Linked DNA regions of Mus musculus: regions 1 and 3 are each linked to region 2. A link is a contact called in ENCODE POLR2A ChIA-PET data. All regions are on one chromosome and are shown on one strand. Each heading gives the region's core, a stretch centred on a gene start or an enhancer-like site at or near the end of the contact. The rest is flanking DNA. Distances are from core to core; before and after follow the strand shown.

Evidence for each region. ChIA-PET counts read pairs that join two places held with the same protein, here RNA polymerase II (POLR2A).
Region 1: POLR2A ChIA-PET joins it to region 2 with 17 read pairs in embryonic stem cell. The contact joins the promoter of Ulk1 here to the promoter of Fbrsl1 in region 2. POLR2A ChIA-PET finds 5 or more read pairs at or near these places in 3 of 5 experiments (Patski and embryonic stem cell).
Region 3: POLR2A ChIA-PET joins it to region 2 with 18 read pairs in embryonic stem cell. The contact joins the promoter of Ep400 here to the promoter of Fbrsl1 in region 2. POLR2A ChIA-PET finds 5 or more read pairs at or near these places in 3 of 5 experiments (Patski and embryonic stem cell).

The regions. Positions count from the first base shown.
Region 1 is chr5:110,807,313-110,811,783 of GRCm38, reverse strand. Ulk1 (unc-51 like kinase 1) reads left to right here and starts at 1,703. Exons shown (of 28, transcript NM_009469.3): 1 at 1,703-2,170; 2 at 2,565-2,657; 3 at 2,738-2,779. The coding sequence starts at 2,060.
Region 2 is chr5:110,447,012-110,451,811 of GRCm38, reverse strand. It overlaps Fbrsl1 (fibrosin-like 1), which reads left to right and starts at 3,309. Exons shown (of 19, transcript NM_001142642.1): 1 at 3,309-3,932. The coding sequence starts at 3,645.
Region 3 is chr5:110,767,801-110,772,405 of GRCm38, reverse strand. It overlaps Ep400 (E1A binding protein p400), which reads left to right and starts at 1,689. Exons shown (of 52, transcript NM_029337.2): 1 at 1,689-1,914. It overlaps Gm15559 (predicted gene 15559), which reads right to left and starts at 1,457. Exons shown (of 2, transcript NR_152254.1): 1 at 1,144-1,457.

The DNA.
Region 1 (4,471 bases), core at 454-2,953, 360 kb before region 2:
GACATATCCCTGGCTCCCTGGTTTCCTTTTTCCTTTTCTTTTCTTTTTTTATAAAACACAACAATGGACATTCCCCACCCCCATGGTATGCGAGTGGGCTAGGAAATGGCTTGAGGGTGAATAATCTAGGACCAGATTGAAATAGGGCATGTGTGCACACATGCTCACACATTTCCCTGTGTTATTGGGCTCAAAAATGGCATGTGAACAAAATTGCCCACATTGCACACCTCCTCCCCAAATGACTGTGGTCATAAGTATCATGAGCTCAAACATGCCCATGTCATCCTTCATATGGTGAGACTCAGAATGGGTATGTGCGACAACACACACACACACACACACACACACACACACACACACACACACAGAGCCTTTGATTTGGCATTGGGTCAACATGGCAATATACCCCTCCCCAAATGACAATGTTTGTATACATCAAGTGCTCCAACATGCCCATGCAGTTCCCATGTGACCAGACAGGCAAGAAAAACACCTGAGGCAAACCAAATGCCCATGCTATAAATAATCCCAGCATTTGCAGGAGAATCAGCAGCTCACGGCTATTCTATGTGATGAGCTCTGGGATAGCCTGGACTACAGGAAACCCTGCCTCAAACTTCCCCTCTAACAACAAAAGTTAAGTAAAATAATAAATGAAGGAAAACTGATGCCTTCGGTGAGATGGCTCCAAGGATAAAAGACCTTGTTGCCAAGTTTGACAACCTGAATTTAATGTTAAGAGTCACAAAGTAGACAGAAACATCTTTTACATTTTCCTCTGACCTTCACATGACCATGTTCTCAAGTCTCCGTCCCCACATACAGAATAAGCAAATGTAATAAAAGAGAGAAAATGGATGTGGTGGCACCTGCCTTTAATTCCAATACTCAGGAGGAAGAGGCTGAGGGATATCTGTGAGTTTGAGGTCAGCACGATCTACAAAGAGACAAAGCAAGTTCGAGACCAGTCGGGCCTACAATGTGAGAAGACTCAGTTAAAAAACTTTCAATCCCCAGTTCTCAGGAGGCAGAGGCAGGCAGATCTCTGAGTCTGAAGCCAGCCAGTTCTACTGAGTGAGTTCCAGGACAGGCAGGGATACACAAAGAAATCCTATCTCGACTTCTCCAAAAGAAAGCACAAACAAAACAAAACAAAACAAAACAAGTGGTAGGAAGTACGTAGGGCAGAGCTGGAGAGATGGCTCAGCTATTAAGAGCATCTACTGCTCTCCTGGTTTGGTTACCAGTTTCCACATGGCAGCTCATTACTGCCTGAAACTCCAATTCCAGGACCCGACACATACATGTTTAATATGAATGTTTCACGTGTTTATATACACATACACGGTGCATATAAACTCCTGTAGGCACACACATATACATATGAATAAAATAAGTAAATAAAAAAATGCCTAGGGCAGAGCGAGGAGCCACAACCAGAGATAGTTCTGACATTGACATGCCCAGTCTGCTCCGGCCCCGCCCATATCCTGCCTCCTCTCTCAAGTCCCGCCCAGTATAGGGCTGGGCCCATCGAGGCACCACCCAAACTAAGCCCCGCCCCGCCTTACCACCCACGAGGTGTCCTTCATTTCGGACCCGCCCATTGCCAGCTCCGCCGCCTAAGAGGTCTTGAGCTCCGCAGGCCCCGCCCATCGTCCCGCCTCCACGCAGTGCGGCTGCGCCGGCACCTCGGGCTCCGAGGCCCGGGTGCCGCGGATCTTTTGTTTCCCTGCGGGGCTCCGAGCCGCATCGTCAGTCAGGCCCGGACTTGGAGCTGGAGTGTGTCAGAGCTGAGTCCCGAGTCGGACCGGGTCCCGACTGTCAGCGCCGGGAGGGTACCGAGGAGGACGCCGAGGGAGCGCGCCCCTCCGTCCGCCGGCCTGTGGGACTGGGACCCGGCTCAGGCCTGCCCGATGGGGCACGGGGCCCTGGCGATGAGCCCGCGCCTCCGTCCCCGCGTACGCGGCCCGCCGGCCTCCGCCTGAGCCCAGCGCACCCCGTAGCGCCGCCCCGGGGCCCGAGCCCGGGCTCGCGCCCCCGGCCCGCGCGCGCTATGGAGCCGGGCCGCGGCGGCGTCGAGACCGTGGGCAAGTTCGAGTTCTCTCGCAAGGACCTGATTGGACACGGCGCCTTCGCGGTGGTCTTCAAGGGTCGACACCGCGAGGTGGGTGAGGCTCCCGCGGAGGCCTCGCAATCCCGGACTCCCAGCCCAAGGGACACCTTACCTCCGGTAATCCGTAGAGGGACCCAATTAAGGACCCCCCAGCCCGGGAAACCCACCTGCTACTCTAGCTCCAGAAAACTGGAGACGCCAGCCAGCACAGGATTCCCTACCTAGCCCCGAAGTCAGACCAGTTCTGAGAACCTAACCTGGGACTCCATCCTGGGACTTAAATTCCAGGCCGGCTGACAGACACTCACTATCTGTCTGCCTCTGGCAGCCTCCCATTCCAAGACCCTTGGGACAGCCACCCTAAGCCATCTCTGTGTTCCCTGCTTGGTGGGGAGCAGGAGGGGGGGTTGTTTTCAACCCTGAAGGTTCACGTTTGGCTTTTCAGAAGCACGACCTGGAGGTGGCCGTCAAATGCATTAACAAGAAGAACCTTGCCAAGTCCCAAACACTGCTGGGAAAGGAAATCAAAATCCTGAAGGTGAGCCAGCGCCTCGGGGGAGGGGGAGAGGGTGGGTCAGCTCTTTTCTTGCTCATGAGAAACTTGGATTTGTGTCCTAGGAACTAAAGCACGAAAACATCGTGGCGCTGTATGACTTCCAGGTAAGGCTCAGCGTTGGGCTTGGGGGAGGGGTAAATCTATTCTTGCCCTTGTCCCATCCACTGTTGCTTCAGGACCTAGGTTGCCTGGGGCTGGAGCCCCCCTGAGGGCAGATGATGGCTTTAGATTAGTATTTGGTTTAGGTGAAAGGAGCTGGGTTCTGAATGCCTTGTCTCACGCTTGTCCTACTGTGAGGCCACTTAGGGCCAGGGAGACCTCATCTCTGGTCCAAGTTTTTCCTGGCTTTTCCTAGGTTCTGGGGACCTCTCTAGCTTATATGTTGCCTGCATGGGAAGGAAGGCGGCCATCAACACTAATGTTGAATCTCTGGCGATTGCCTGGTTTACATTGTTTGGGTTCAGCGTACCCTGGTGCCAAAGACCCTTTCTTCACTGTGATGTCTGACCCAGTGGCCCTTACTGAGAATGGGGTTCCGGGCAGGCCCACCTGTCTGGGCTGGCGGGTTTGTTTGTTGACATTGCTTCAGCGGCCTGGCATTGGCCAGCCCACTCCTGCGTCAGAGGCTGGAAGGGGGAGGGGTTGCTGGAGATTCCTTCTAGCCGGCAGTTGGGGCTGGGCCCACTCATCCGGCCGGCGGGAGGTTGCTACCGCCACCTCAGAATTGGCTGCCTGAATGAGCAAGCCAGCTGACCAGCCAGCTTCTGTGCTGCCCTCCAAGCCCCCCAGCCCAGTGGTGGCAGGGGCTGGAGGCCCTGGATGCGCTCGTGTGGGGACCGGGAACCCTAGGTACTGGTCCCCAGCAAAGTGCTGACTAATGATTTTGAAACCTGTTTACTGGGGCCACGGGACCAGCCCTGGCTGAGGGAAGTTCCCAGCAGGCAGCTAGCTGTGTTTTGGTGGCCTCCTCCCCTTCCTTCCTCCCCTGCTCCTCTTCCAACTTTACCTTGAGGGCTGTGACTTGTCATGAGGTGACATGTGGGCCGGGCCAAAGTCCTGTGTGACAGGGAGTACCTGGCAACAGCTGGAAACATGGTGTTCTGGGTTTTAGAGGTTGCCCCCTCTGCAGCCTGCCTTTCCTACCCTTCCCCACTGCTGCTTTCTCTCCCTGTCCCCAGTGCTGTAGGAAGGGCCCCAACGGCACACACAGTATGTGCTTCTTAAAGGACCCAGGGCTGAGTTAGATGGCATGACCTTCCTAGGGTCAGATTCTGGGCCCCTTTGCACCTTGAGATCCCCTCCAGATCCACAGTCCCCTGCCAGGGCATTCCCATAAAGGCCTCACTGGAACTGAACGGATAACAGTTAGGTTCACTGCAGACTTGCGGCCTGTCCCCCTCAGGTTTCCACTTGTTCTGCTTGCTTCATCTAGCTGAGACACCTGATTAAGGACATCTGTTGTTTCCCCCAGTTTTGGTCATGCTGTGGCTTCCTTTGCCAAGTCCCTGCCCTCTCCCTAGGATGCAGGGTCCTTCACCTCATGACACAGGGGTTGCTGCTTTGATATTTGTTTAAGATACATACTTTGGGCAGAGAAAAAAAGATGATTTGGCCGAGAATTCTCTCTCTCTCCAATAGCAGAAGACGGATAAAAATAAAAATTAAAAACATTGTTGGGCTGGAGAGATGGCCCAGCAGTTAAGAAGAGCGCTGACTGCTCTTCCAGAGGTCGTGAGTTCAATTCTCAACAATAACAGGGTGGCTCACAACCATCTGTAATGGGATCTGATGCACAG
Region 2 (4,800 bases), core at 2,060-4,559:
ATAACTCCTCTAACCCATGTTCAACGAGACAGTAGTAGAGAGTTAATTCAAATGAACCTGACAAGACCTGAACTGGAGACATCAGTTTATAGACACCAGAAGTCTCTCCCGGGATCCAATTGTTTACAGATCATTGCTGCTAAGCTTGTTCTCTTTTCTGTATTCTTACCTCAAAAAGACTGTTTTCTTTACCCCCCCCCCCCTTCTTTAGTGGGTCAGAATTCTAAGCCTACTTACCCCGACACTCTGTTATTCTGACTCCAACTGAAGTGCAGCTGCTTGTCCACCCCCACTGCTGAGCCTGCCTTCTTACTCAATTGAAAGCTTGACTTTCTTGACTTTCCTCTTACCCAGGTTCCTTCTCCCAGCTGCTGTCGGGATGTCTAGCTAGCCCATCCTTCTCACACTCTAATAAAATGTCCTCAAGCTTTCTCCTGAGCATTTCTTTCTTTCTTTTTTTTTTTTTGGTTTTTTGAAACAGGGTTTCTCTGTGTAGCCCTGGCTGTCCTGGAACTCACTTTGTAGACCAGGCTGGCCTCGAACTCAGAAATCCGCCTGCCTTTGCCTCCCGAGTGCTGGGATTAAAGCCGTGTGCCACCATGCCCGGCTTCTCCCGAGCATTTCTGTACATATCTTTATAAAACTAAGAGCTCACAGAAGTGACCTGTATTCCCTTATAATGGAGGGGAGGGGGGCCCTGATAACCTCAACCAAAGGAGGAACAGGTGAGGATCAGAGCTGCAGGGAACCAGGCAAAGGCCTGGGATGTAGACCAGTGTGTGGGAAGCAGCTGTTTGGTTTTTGTTTTTGTTTTTTGTTTGTTTGTTTTGGAGAGTCCCTATGTTGGTGGGGTTTCCACCTACAGGTAGATAGGATTATCATTTCCACTAAGAAACTAGTATAAATCAGGCAATGGTGGCGCATGCCTTTAATCCCAGCACTTGGGAGGCAGAGGCAGGCAGATTTCTGAGTTCAAGGCCAGCCTGGTCTACGGAGTGTGTTCCAGGACAGCCAGAGCTATACAGAGACACCCTGTCTTGGAAAACCAAAAAAAAAAAAAAAAAAGAAACAAGTATAAATTGCATCAGAAACTTTAGCAAGTCCTTGCCAACCTGAGTGAACACTTGGGTCATCAAAAATGGCCCTCTACATGGAAGCAAATGAGCCCAGTTTACAGCTTAGGCAAATGAAGCGTGTTCCAGCCCCTCTTAGGCCTCCCTCCCTCCCTCCCTGTGTCCTGTGGGAGAGAATCAGTACAGATGTCTTTCCATAGCCTCCTCTAGGGAACAACTGAGCTAGAGTCCCATTCCTCCAGGGAGGCCATGACTAGTCTCTAAGTTGGAAATGAATTAACAGAGTTTTTAATCCCAGGAGAGGTAAGGAAATTGGGAAGAAACCCAGAAAGAAAGGTCCTGGACCTAACCTGGTCTCTGGAGCCCCTGCCTTTCACTGAGGCAATGCATTTGAGAACAAGGGAGAGCTGGTATACTGGCTAGTTTTGTGTCAACTTGACACAGCTGGGGTTATCACAGAGAAAGGAGCTTCAGTTGGGGAAATGCCTCCATGAGATCCAACTGTAAGGCACTTTCTCAATTAGTGATCAAGAGGGAAAGGCCCCTTGTGGGTGGGACCATCCCTGGACTGGTAGTCTTGAGTTCTATAAGAGAGCAGGCTGAGCAAGCCTGAGCAAGCCAGTAAAGAACATCCCTCCATGGCTTCTGCATCAGCTCCTGCTTTCTGACCCGCTTGAGTTCCAGTCCTGACTTCCTTTGGTGATTTAAGTGTAAGCTGAATAAACCCTTTCCTCCCCAACTTGCTTCTTGGTCATGATGTTTGTTCAGGAATAGAAACCCTGACTAAGATAACTGGTAAGCAAGGATACCTTTTATTTCTGTTGAAAACTTCAAAAATCGGGTCTCAGTCGTTGTTCTTGGAGTGGAAAAGGGTTGACCTAGAGTGAAACTCCCCACAAGCTGGGAGTGGGGTGGTCTCAGGAGGAGGTGTCTAAAAGAGAACAGTTAGCAGGAATGAGGAGCTGCCTTGGTTCTGCGTCTTTCCAACAGGGTTCTTTAGCTAGTTAGATGCTAGCTCTGAGTAGTTTTGTAATAAAATCTGGAATGGGAAGAAGAGGGAAGGCTGGCAGGTAGGCTGGCAGGTGTGTTGGTCCCCGTGTTGTTAAGTGAAAGAGCACACTTGTGGATGATAGGCCACGTTCCCAGATGCCCCAAGGGACGTCTTGGCAGAGAGCCTGTGGCCATCTCAGGAGCCAGAAAATGTGCACTTGAGGTCCTGTCCAGGGGCATTCTTCAGTCGTGTCTGCTTCCTTTCAGGGCCTCTGCTGCCCAGATGTAGGCATGGCTCAATGTCACTTTTCACTCAGTGCCCAATGCCCAAGCTGTGACACCTCCCTTCTCTTCATGTCAAATGTTCTCACTGGAGGAATTGCTGAGACTTCGTGCCCAGCTCCAGGGCATCCCAACTGGGGAAGTTGCTGAGGAAACTCACGGTTTTGTCTAGTTTTGTACTTCCTATCGGCGGTCCCCAAGTCCTTGGACTAGTGTAGGCAGGTCTCTAAGGAAAGACTACTTGAGACTGGAGGGTTTGGTTTTCAGGGCGCTACCTAATTTTGCATGGGGACCAGAGTGAAACTGGGCTTGAGGGCTTGCAGGTGGACGATGACGTACGCGCTGCCTCTAGGACTTCAGCACAGTGAGCCCCCAGCACCAACCTACCTACTCTCTCTCACGTGCTTCCACTCAGTTTGCCCCAAGCTACTGTAGGTGCATAGACCCATCACCTCCTACGGGAAGGGCGGAAGGGGAGGCGCTGATCGCCACAAACTCGCTGTAGGTGGCTGGGCAGTACTTGTAGGCGAGCACTAATTGCCTAGTAGGCGTGGTCAACAAGGCGAGGCATGAAGTAGGAGGGATCTGACCATGACTAGGCTCAGCGACCTGCACAGGTGAGCAGGACCGGAAGGCAAGGGCGGGGCTTAAGGAACTGAGAAAGCGTAGACAAGAGAGGTGGAGCCGGGAAGAATGGGGCGTGATCTGACAGGGTCGGGGGGTCGGAATTCTAAAGAGCTGTGCGCAAACGGGTGTGGCCTGTTGCAGGGGCGGAGCAAAGGGAAAGCTTCCCCCCTTTCGGGGGCGGGGCTTAACGTGAAAGGGCGAGGGCCCGCTCAGCGCAGAGCCATTTAGTCCGGAAGGGCGGGGTCAGGGCGGGGCCAGGGTGGGGCGGAGTCGACGGGTCAGCCTCCCCCAGCTGCGCCCGCTTCCTCTGGCACTCCGGCCCGGCGGAAGTGCGTCAGTTGTTATCCGCTCTGGTCGCTGCCACTACTGTGTCTGCCTCACGGTCCCGGTGCTCAGAAGCTCCGCCACCCGCCGCCTTCTGCCGCTGCCCGCCGGTCGCCATGGGCCGTGTCCCTGGGGACCTGGTCTAGGGTCGCCGAGAGACCGCCGCACTCCGATGCGCGGGACCCGGGGTCCTAGCCCGCGCGGCGTCCGGTGCTGAGAGCCCGCGCCCGGCATGCCCGCCCCGGTCCCGAGCCCGCCCCGGCCCCGAGCCCGCGCGGCGCCCTCGCAGCCCGGCGGCACGGCGTAGCAGGCGGTGCGGGGCGCCAAGGTCACCGCCGCGGCGCCGCCATGGAGGCCAAGGTCCGGCCAAGCCGGCGTTCGCGCGCGCAGCGAGATCGCGGCCGGCGTCGGGAAGCCGCCCGGGACGCCCGCGCCCAGAGCCCGTCGTCGGGTGAGGAGCCAGAGCCCAGTCCTGGCAAGGAGAACGCGGGACTCCACGGCGCGCCGCCTCAGCGCCCTACGCCTCTGCGCGCTGCGCGCCCCCCGCGGCGCCGTCGCCGCGAGTCCAGCTCGCAGGAGGAGGAGGTTATTGACGGCTTCGCTATAGCCAGCTTCAGCACCCTGGAGGCCCTGGAGGTAGGTGGGCTGGAAGGCCAGACCCGGGACCAAGGAAACGCATACGTATGCCTCCTGGCCCCGCGCTGCAACCTTGCCAGGAAGAGGACCTGGAGTGAGGGGTGTGTGGGAGGACTTAAACCACGCCACCTAAGCGGGCTTTGCAGCGATCGTTACTTGTTGCCAAGTTATCGCTGCGTCCGGGACCAGCTGGGGATTTGGACATTGTTGGGCCTCGGGGAGGCAGCGACGATAAAATGGACACTTGGGATTCTTCCTGTCCTATGATCTCTTAAGGGTTCTTTGGAGGGAACCGGGAGTCAACTGGCAAACCCTTCTTGGTGATCATTGCATGGGTATAGGTAATAGATTTGCTAAGAATACTACGTGTTTGACTGAGTTGTCGTGCACAGTATTTGCTGAGCAAAGTGTCCTTCCGACCTGAACTCAGGTTAGTAGAAGAGAAGGAAGTGAGAGAAATGGTCAGTGAGTGAGTGAGTAGTCACTGTGTCTCTGGAACTCAAGTGGTTGAAAATGCTGGTCAGGCCTTCAGGGCACTAGCAGAACCTTCAAACCCCTAGCAATGCAGAGATCTCTGTCTGGGTGAAAACTTTGGGGACCACATCTCATCTGCTGGGCTGTGGTCGCAGGGATTACTGCGACCCTATTCACTCTTGCCCTGACTGATACCTGCGATTTCCCAGTTTCAGGCCAAGCTTGAGAAAGGGGAATTGGTCATTGGATATCTAAATGGAGTTTTCCCCAAGTTCATATTCTAACCCTGGGGTCTGCCGGGTCTGTAGAGCTGAGGGTCAGTTGGTGATGGCCACTATGAGTAGCCCTGAGATGGGTTTGTTTGATTCGCATGCAGGGCCGAGTCCCACTTTGT
Region 3 (4,605 bases), core at 440-2,939, 320 kb before region 2:
AACCCTTGTAAGTTTCTAAAAATTATAATGTGTGTGTGTGTTTGTGTGTATGTCATGTGTATGTGTGTGTGTCATGTGTATATGTGAATGCCTGTGGAAGCCAGAAGAGGTTGTCAGATCTGGAGCTAATTACAAATGGTTGTGAACCACCTGATGTGGGTTCCGAGAACTGAATTCAGGTCCTCTCATGGCTAAGCCAACTTTCCAGTTATCCTGGACTTTTTTTTTTTTTTTTAAAGATTTGTTTATTTCATGTATATGAGTACACTGTAGCTATCTTCAGACACACCAGAAGAGCATTGGGTCACATTACAGATGGTTGTGAGCCACCCTGTGGTTGCTGGGAATTAAACTCAGGACCTCTGGAGGAGCAGTCCGTGCTCTTAACTGCTGATCCATTTCACCAACCCCTATCTTGAGCTTTTAAAAAGATCCTTTATTTTAGAGTTTCATGCATGTATGTTTTGGTCATATCCACCTTCTCTTCATTTCCCCTTATTCCCTACAACTTCCACTGGCTCCTTCCTAACACATTTCCCTCCTGTTTTTTATTTTGAGATGGGGTCTCATGTATTCCAGGACAGCCTCAAACATGATGAATGGATGAAGCCAGCATGAACCCCAGATCTTGCTGCTTCAGCCTCAAGTTCTGGGATTATAGCAGTGGTTCTCAAACATTCTGATGCTGTGACTCTTTAATACAGCTCCTTATGTTGTGGTGACCCCCAACCATATTTCATTGGTACTTCATAACTGTAATTTTGCTACTGCTATAAGTTGTAATGGAAATAAATATCTGACATGCCGGATATCTTATATGTGACCCATAGGCTGAGATCCACTGAATTACAAGCTTGTGCCACGAAGCTCAGTTAATTTCTTCCTTTTTTTTATAGTGTTTTTAAAATTATAATCTTTTGTTGGGCAGTGGTGGTGCATGCCTTTATTTAATCCCAGCATTTGGGAGGCAGAGGCAGGTGGATTTCTGAGTTTGAGGCCAGCCTGGTCTGCAGAGTGAGTTCCAGGACAGCTAGGGCTGCACCGAGAAACCCTGTCTCAAAACAAAACAAAACAACAAAACAAAACAACAACAACAAAAAATATATATATAAAATCTTTTTCAAACTCGTACTACAATCTTACCTCCTCTTGGGTCGTGGTTTCTTTTGCATTTCTGTGATGTCTAATGATGCTGGATGTATTTTCAGACTTCTGCTCACTGCGCCTCAGGCGCCTTTTTGTTCATAGGGCTAGTCCCCTATTTCCCACGGAGGCGGAGCACACCCAGAGGATGCGATCAGGTCCGCTCGAGCTTTCCTAAACAGCCTCCCCCGCTGGAGCGAGTCGCCAGGTGGCGTAACTGAGTGAAACTCGGGGTCCGCCCCCAACTGACGAGGCCACGCCCCTTCCCGAGTCTACCGGAACTTCCCCGAGGCCTGAGGCTCCGCCTTGTACCCATGAGGCCACGCCCCAGCCCGCGTGCACCGCCTCAGCCCCCCCAGCCCTTCCCTGCGCGTGCGCCGACTCCCCTCGTCCTGTCCGAAGCGGTCCCGCCTCGTACGGATGAGGCCTTTCGGAGGCGGCCCTGAGGTGGCTCTCCGCTCTCCAAACTCCGCCCAACGCACCTCCTGCATACAGCTCCGCCCCTAACCGCCTGCTTAAGAAGCCGCTTCGGTCCTGCCTCCGCCGTCAGCAGCGCCTCAGCTTCAGGCGACCCCGCGCGGCTGCGAGCGGCCCTACAGGATAGGTACCGTTAGTCCCTCGCCGCGCGCCGTAGCACCGGCGCTGCTACTTCCTGTGCCCGTGGACCCGGATGTGCCGAGCGGCTGCGGCGCGCTCGAGCCTCCCGGCTGTCCTGACGCGGCGGAGCGCGGCTTTTGCTCGCGGTGCAAGCGAACGGGATAGCGTCAGCGGGTGAGAGGCGGGACGGTGGGTGGTAGGCGGCAACGGCGGCGTGCCGAGCGGTTGTGTTTAGCGGTGCTGCTGCTGCTGGCGTCGCGGCGGGCCCAGGCCGCGGCGGCGCTTTGTCGTGGGCGGGCGGGGCCGAGGGGCCGGGCGGCGCTGAGAGGGGACCGGTCGGTGGCTCGGCGCGTGGTCCGGCCTCAGCAAGGCCCTTCTCTGGTCAGCGCTCTCGAGTGCGCCGTTCTTTCTGGGCAGGCGCGCGGCCGTTTCCGAGCGCTCGGGAAGGCGGGGCTCTTAACGCCCGCGGCACCGTTGGTCCGCGGCGCGCGGGGCTTCCTTTCGCGACGTAGAGCCTTGAGCGGAGACAGAGCGGGAAGGACGCCGGGGATCTGGCAGAGCTCCCCGGGCCGGGGCTCGGAGGTGTACCATCAGCCGCCGAGCCGCTGTCTCCGCAGGTCTGTCCCTAGGTCCAGTATCCTGGAGCACCGCGACTTGGAATTGGGGGTTGCGCTCATCCCTGGCACTTGTCACTTGTGCTCTCGATTATACGTGTGGCAAAAACGGTCCTTGTTTTGTTTCGGTTTTGGTTTTGTTTCGCTTTTCCATTTTAAGTCAGGGTCTTACCCTGGAGCCTTGGCTGGCCTTTTAACTCGCCATTTAGACCAGGCTGGCCTTGAGCTCACGAAGATCCGCGATTCTTGTACCTGGGTGTGTGTGTGTGTGTGTGTGTGTGTGTGTGTGTGTGAGAGAGAGAGAGAGAGAAAATGAATGAATGAATATGAATTATACAATTTGGATGGCCACAAGGCAAACCACATGTTAACTTTAAATCTTCTTTTTACGTATTTAGGTTTTCTGAGACAAAAAGTCTCATGGAAGTCCGAATCAGCCTGGACTAGACTCATTAAGTAGTCCAAGCTGGTCTGTAATTCTTAGCAATCCAGATGCCTCCACCTTGATACTGGGTTTGCAGGTGTGAGACATCATGCCTGGCTGTTTTTATTTACTTGCCATTGAGAGGAATCTTTGTGTCCCAGGCTGGCCTCAGATCCTGGCCTCAGGTTATCTTCCTACCTCAGTCTCTTGCGTATCTGGGAGTGCTGGTTCCTGCTGCAGTGCCCAGCCCCCTCTAACCCCCTTAATTTATTTATATATTTTAAAAAACCCAAAAAAACAAAAAACACATGGTCTCACTGAGTAGTTCTGGCTGTCCTGAAACAGGCTGACCTCGAACTCAAAAGAGATCTACCTGCCTCTGCCACCTGAGTACTAAAGGATTGAAGGTCTACTCCACATCTTCCTCCCCACCAAATGTTTAAAATCTCAAGATAGCCTAATATCGAAAGTGTCATTATTTCCTTTTATTGTATTCTTCTAACTTTAAAAAAACGTTTGGCATTATCTAATGAAACTGTTTTAAGTTGTGTAGGTACCATGATCATCCAACAGTACAATAACTGCCTCATAATGTTGTTGATACTGTTGTCCCTGTGAGGCATTTACTGGTGTTTTGGCTTCTGTGTTGGGTTGCTCTTTGTGGCCCACTCAAGGTCATAACATAGCATTCCTCAGAATGGCTGTCTGTTGTTTTCTGGCCACCTTATTTACAACTACATAGTAACCTTTCCTTGGGTTAATCTTCCCCTCCAGTTAACTCTTTCAGCTCTCAGCTGCCTTGTATTCCTGGGTGGGAGGGAATTTTTTGTGTGCTCTCAGTCACCATTTCCTCCATTTTCTGTAGCATCTTTACTTAGCCTTTTGGTCATCGCCTCTCCAGTGATTAGGCGCCCCTGTTTCTGAAGGCTTTGTTCTGGCTGTCCATAAAATTAAAAAAAAAAATGTGTGTGTGTGTGTGTGTGTATGTGTATGTGTGTGTGTGATGTGTTTGTATATGTTTATATTCTGTGTGTGTATGTCTCTGTCTGCCTTGTGTGCCTGACGAGACAGGAGGGTGTCTGATCTTCTGGTGGTTATGAGCTACCCAGCATGGGTGTTGGGATTCAAACTCAGATCCTCTTGAAGAGCACATATGCTCTTGACTCCTGGGCTGTTTCTTCAACCCTGTTTTTTTTTTTTATTTTGTGTGTATAGGTGTTTTGCCTACATGTATATCTCTGTGCCACTTGGGTGCCTGATGCCCACAGAGGCCAGAAGAGGGAATCAGATACCCTGGAACTGGAGTTACAGAGGATTGTAAGTCACCATGTTGGTGGTGGGAATTAAACCCATGCCTTCTAGACGAGCAGGCAGTGCTCTTAACTGCTGAGCCATCTTTTTATTAGCCCCTGTCCATGAGTTTCTTGAGGCTGTTAGCAAACAAGTAGAAGCATTATCTTTTTTATTTGTATTTATTTATTTTTTTGGTTGGTGAGCCATAGGTGGCCTTGAACTATGTAGACCTATCCTCAACTTGAACCTGTGATCCTCTTGCCTCTGCCTTCTGAGTACTTCCATTATAGACAGGTATGTGCTGCCCTACTTGGCTGAACGCTTCATTTTTGATATGTTTAATTTTTGTTAATGTGTGTGGAACTGGGGATCAAATTCAAGTTCCTCCACATGCAAAGCAAGCACTTAACCACTGAGTTATCCATACCCCTTATTCTTAAACATTTGATGTTTTAACACCCTTAGTAAAGGGTGTTAGTTTTTGGTGTCTTTCAAATGAATTATTTGGGTATGGAAAGTGTTCTTGAACGTGGG